Regions from separate parts of the Mus musculus genome. Here region 2 is linked to region 1. A link is a loop called in an ENCODE intact Hi-C map of the cell type or tissue named here. Cell type or tissue: left cerebral cortex. All regions are shown on one strand. Each heading gives the region's core, and the rest is flanking DNA. Links, peaks and the distances in the headings are about the cores only.

Region 1 (2,913 bases), core at 95-2,594:
TGAAATCTAAACCAACATTCACCAGATTTGGAGGTCTCTATTCATTGGGGAGCCCCAGCTTCCAGAAGACTGGCTCTCTAAACTGTGAAAGCCACATTGCACCTAAATTCCTTTTGAATAACAATGCATTCTTCTAAGCCAGGCTAATGGGAAAGTAATCTCTCTCTCTTTCAGAGCTATTGCTCTGTGAAGTGCTTACCAAATAGGATTTTTAAATAGCAGGAGAGCCAAGCTCCATTTGGGAATTGATACCTTTAAACCCCAGCTGGAAATGTTCCCTCTTTACTCCCAAGGCAGAGACTGGAATCAGAAATCCCCAACTGGCCCCAGCCTCAGTGGGGGCTTGAGGCAAAGCCAGAAGTCATCAAGGTGGCTGTAAGCAAGCATTACATCCTGGCAAGGATATGCAATGGCCTCACACCTAAAGGTGGCCCTGAGAGCACGGCCAGAGATTAAGTGTTCTTCTCGGCAGCCAGCATGAAAGTTCCTAGACATAAACTCCATCTCTCTGTACCAATGGACCAAACCAGAGAGAGGAGGCTGGCCAGGATGCCTCGGTTTACAAAGATGTGCCTTAGGGGCTCAGGTTATGGTGAAGTGCTTATAAGACAAGCCTGACGACCTGAGTTTAGTACCCAGAATCTACATAAAACCTGGGCGTAGTTATCTCTATCCTGGAGAAGCAGAATCCAAAGGGACTCTAGGTCTTGCTGGTCAGTCAGCTTAGCCTACTCTGTGAGCTCTGGACCCTGTCCAAAAAATAAAAAAGATGAACAACACCTTAGGAATGATAGGAAAAGTTGGCTTCACACCTCTATACCATACATGTACATACAACACACACACACATACACACACATATGGACTCTGGACCAACAAGATACCCTGTTTTTAATAAAAGGTATATGGCATTTTAGGGATGATAGCCAAGGTTGGCCTCTTACCTCAATACCCCCATGCACACATTTACACAATTTATTTACACGCACATGCACACACACACACACACACACACACACACACACACACACACGACTGCTTGAGTGAGCATATGTCTTGCTCCTACCCCAATTCTTCCTCTACATAAGGGTAAAGCTCATGTCAGAACCCGAAGATGGGCTCGGAGTCCCTGGACCCTTTATGGCTTTCTCTTCCCAAGGCACACTGATGAAAACTCTCTCTCTCTCTCTCTCTCTCTCTCTCTCTCTCTCTCTCTCTCTCTCTCTCTCTCCTTCTCCAACTCTCTCCCTTCCTCCCTTCCTCCCTTCCTCCCTTCCTCCCTTCCTCCCTTCCTCCCTTCCTCCCTTCCTCCCTCTGATTCTCTTGGCTGAAGAAACAGCTCAGTGGCTAAGAGCACATATTGTTCCTGCAAAGAAACTGGGTTTGGTTCTCAGTGTCTATACTGGGTAGCTCATAACTGTCTGTGACACCATCTTCAAGGAAACTGACACCCTCTTCTGGTCGCCACAGGCTCTGCATTAATATGTGCATGTGTGTACATTTGTACACATGCATGCACACACACATGCTCACATACACACACACACCATTGAAAATAAATCTCTTTAAAGAGTCAAAATCAACTCCTGTTTGTGTGTGCACACACTTGTGCATGTGCGTGTGCGTGTGCATGTGTGTGCGAACACGTGAATGTACCTACAGGGATTGAACTCCAGCCTCCTGCATTCTAAGCAACTTTGCCAACTGCACACATCCCTACTCTGCCATAGATCTTTTTTTTTTTTCTTTTTCTCTTTCAATCTCCTCTCCATCCTCCCAGACGCCCAGACTAGAAGCTGGAACGCCTGAGCCCTCTACATCCTACTGAGGGAAGAGGCAGACACCGGAGGAGTGTGGCTTGGATGGCAAGCAGCATTTATGTCCTCGAGGAGAGCAGAGATTTATCAGGCAGAAAAATGATTGAATTCTTTTGTGTGTGCCTTTTATAACGGGACAAAATCGCCTCCAAATTATGATGGCTGTCGGGAGCTGGAGGGAAAAGGAAATTGAATATGTGCTTTTTCTGAGTTCTGAGGAATTGATTAGGGATTAATGGAGGGGGGATGGATAAATAGGCTAATTGATCAGGTAATTTATATTCCCAAACAAAACATGGGGTGGGAAAGCCCCCCACAGCTGGATGCAATTCATTTCCCTGTTCCCTCAGATAAAACATAAGAGGTGGGAGACCCCCAGACTTTGTACATTCTTTGTCAAAGAATTTCCAAGCCTACTCTCAGATTTAATGATATTCCTAGAACTTGGGAAAGGTTTTCTGTCCATGGCTTTGATTTATCAGCACAGATATTTAAACTAAGCATGGTAGCTCATGCTTGTAATTCCAGCACTTAGGAGCCTAAGGCAGAAGGATTGCTGTGAGTTTGAGGCCAGCCTGGGCTACACAGAAAAACTCTGTATCAACAGAACAACAGAAAAAAATTTGGGTTAATATCGGAAAAGAGGTCAGACATAGTGGAACAAGCCTGCTACCCCAGCACTCAAGAAGCAGAGGCAGGACCAGGGTGGTGACTCAACAGGTAAAGCATTGCCATAGAACCATGAAAGCCTGTGTTCAAGGCTCCACAACCCACTGGATGTTGTGGCTCCAATACCCATAAGCCCAGTCCTCCTATGGGGAGACAGGAGGCAGAGCCAGTAGAACCCCTCCTTGGCAGGTGTTCATGCACGTGAGCACAGGTGTGTGTGCAGGCTAAATGTTAATGCCAGGTGTCTTCTTCAGTTGCTCTGTACCTTATTTTATCTATTTCTTTGTTTGTATGTATATATGTTTGTTTGTTTTGAGGTGGTGTCTCTGGCTGAACTTGGAAGTTAGCAATTAGACTAGGCTGACTGGCCAGCGAGCTTCAGGGAGCCTCCTACTTCTAACTCCTCAGTGTTAACATTTACAGGCAC
Region 2 (2,913 bases), core at 187-2,686, 250 kb before region 1:
TGGGAGGTTACTTATAGAAGCAGCAGTGACTCTAAGACATCTGTATCACCAAAGCCCAAGCATGAGTGATAACTCACAAAAGCTGGACCTGAAGGCCCACACAGCATGTAGGAGAGCATCTTTTCCAGGCACCTTAGCTGGTCTACTTTTTGTTTTTTTGTTTTTTTTTTGTTTTGTTTTCTAGGCCAGCATTCCTCGACCTATGGTTTATAATCCCTTTAGGGGTGAACAACCCTTTTACAGGGGTCACCTAAGACCATGGGAAAACACAGATATTTGCATTATGATTCATAACATTAGCAAAATCACAGCTAGGAAGTAGCAACAAAAAATAATGTTACAGCTGGGGGGGAGGGGGGTGTCACCACAACATGAGAAACTGTGGAAAGGGTAGAAGCAGCTTTAGGGAAGTTGAGAACCACTGTGCTAGGCAATTCGCCTGGTCTCTGTGTCTTCCAGGCAGCTGGGCGTACATGACAATGTCTCTTAGTGGTCCTTACTGCTTACCTACAGGAGCTGGGGGAAGGGAGAGCTTTCAAATCTAGTCAGTTTCAAGGACTTCCTGAAGGCATTTTGCTTTATTTACTTCCTAAGCTTAAAGAGTTCCTCCCCATGTCCCTTAGGGTACCCCGTTGTTTCTCCTTCCTGCCAAAGCACAGTTTATTAAGGAAGGAACTCCAAGTAGGCAGGTTTTAATCTCAGAGGAAATTGCTAACATCACAGATCTCAGGAAGTTCCCTAAACTTAACAGCACTCCCTCCCCAAAGCTATTAAAACAGTAACAACTGCAGGGAAGAGAAGACCCTCTGGCCACTAAGCTGCCTGCTGCGTGCACAGGGACAGAGCTCCCATGAGTTGTCACCCATGCTTGGGGAGGACTTGGGGTTTGGAGTGATACAAGTGCGTCACCATATTCACACTCTTGTAAGCAACCCTGAAAAACTCACGATTCACTGAGCTATTGTTGATTTGGCTTGTTTCTTTGATTCATCATCAATGCCTCTCTGGGATGAATAGACGCCTATTCACATCTCAGAAAATAGTCACACAATACTGTCCCACTGATGGTTGGGGCTTCACCACGGAATTTGGGGGCAGGAGGGTGCAAACCTCAGTTGGTAACACACGGCTATGTACTGTTGGATTGTGGCCTAGGAGACAGCACAATGAATAATAGGTTCCCTGGTGGTGCATCCCCTGCAGCTCGGAACACTAGAAGTGCATTTGTGTCCATTAGCTGAGCTGTTCACGCAGCCTTTTCAGTTCCAGGAGTGATGAATCACTGCGATGTGCTCCAAGTACCTTTGGAACAAACCGTCCATAAATTCCCAAACTGCTATTTTATTCAAAATGGCATGTCTTACATGTATTATGAACTTTGTACTTCCTGGAATCTTTCGACAAAGATTATTTCATTTTATCCTCATTCAGCCTGTAGGGACATCGAGGTTCCATGAGGAGACTGAATGTGCTCAAGTCACTGAAGCTATTTAGCCTGCATCTAGAACCTGGGTTTCTTCACTTGCCAACAACCCAGTCTGTTTTAAAAAATGCACTCTTGAGATTGTTAAGATGGCTCAAAGATTAAGAGCACTGGCTGGTCCTCTAGAAGACCTGGGTTCAATTCCAGCACTTACAGGGTGACTCAAAATCATCTGTAACTCGAGTCCCATGTGATCTGACATGTTCTTCTGGTCTCTGAGGCACGTGGAAATACATGCAGTCAAAGCACCCATATACATAAAAATTTAAATTGAATGCACTCTTGAAGGGCAGGGTGGAACGTGCCTTTAATCCCAGCACTCAGGAGACAACAGTAGGCAGATCATTGTAAGTTCAAGACTAGCCTGTTCTACAAAATGAGTTCCAGGACAGACAGGACTATATAGAAAGTAAGACACTGTCTTAAGGAAGGAAGGAAAGGAGGGAGGGGAAAAGGAAGGAGGGAAGGAAAAAAAACAAGCAAGGAAGGAAGGAAGGAACGAAGGAATAAGAAACAAAGAAAATGCACTGTTAAAATGTTGGTGGAAATAACCTTACTCTTGTGATATGGACAGAGTAAAACTACTGTGGGAATCAAAACCCTAAGTAAAGCTACCCTGTAACCCAGCTATGCCACTCCCGAGGGTTAAGTCAGTGTACCACACAGAAGCCTCTATGCTCATGTAGATTTCTGCAGAATCATTTACAGTCACCAAGATAGGGAACCAGACTTGGTGTCCATCAATGGATGGATGTATAAAGACATGCAGTATGTGTGCACACACAGAGGAGTTTCATTCAGCCATGAAAAGGAATGAAAATTTGTCCCTGGCAAGGAAATAGAAGGAACTGAAGACCTTTACATTAAGTGAAATAAACTAGACTCAGACAAAACCTGCTGTATTCATTCATATACAGAATCTAAGTTTTAAACACACACACACACACACACACACACACACACACAAGTTATGAAAGCAAGAGGGGAATTATTTAGAGGAAAGGAAGGAGACTATTGGAGTAGAAGAGGGAGAAAGAAGATAGAGCTCTGTGTGTGTTTGTGTGTGTGTGTGTGTGTGTGTATGTGAGAGAGAGAGAGAGAGAGACTATCCTCACAGAATATAATAAATATAACAGGAGACGTTATAAGAAAATTCATTGTGAGTGCTAATTTTAAAAATGTAGACAAACAAAACAAAAAAAAAGAAAAAGAAAAGGAAGAAAATATGCATTCAGATTTCACTTGACTGTGATGAAGAAGACCAAAAGGGCCCAAGTTTCACTCTCATTGCCAAGCAAACGCTGGCACAAACATGCCCCCTCCTGCCTCACCCTGTGTGTGCAAGTGATTAACGTATGCCTCTGGCTTGTTCCGGCTGCCAATGCACCAAGTGTGTGGGTGAAATGAATATTTCTAATGACGAGAGGACG

Evidence for each region. Peaks named below come from ENCODE experiments on the same cell type or tissue, not always from the same donor. Only the 100,000 strongest peaks of a DNase experiment are listed, where the experiment ranks them.
Region 2: it touches region 1 in a loop (3-fold over the local background); 22 of 42 quality-filtered maps call a loop at or near these places.

What each region holds. Positions count from the first base shown.
Region 1 is chr5:131,417,690-131,420,602 of GRCm38, forward strand. No RefSeq gene overlaps it. Among named protein-coding and RNA genes, the nearest start is that of Gm29681, 4.4 kb to the left of the region's middle. In left cerebral cortex, for the core only: a CTCF peak has its summit at 1,439 (motif pointing left); no DNase peak of the experiment used is centred there.
Region 2 is chr5:131,164,692-131,167,604 of GRCm38, forward strand. All of the region lies in intron 1 of Galnt17 (polypeptide N-acetylgalactosaminyltransferase 17), which reads right to left. Among named protein-coding and RNA genes, the nearest start is that of Gm40338, 81 kb to the left of the region's middle. In left cerebral cortex, for the core only: no CTCF peak of the experiment used is centred there; a DNase peak (open chromatin) is centred at 1,148.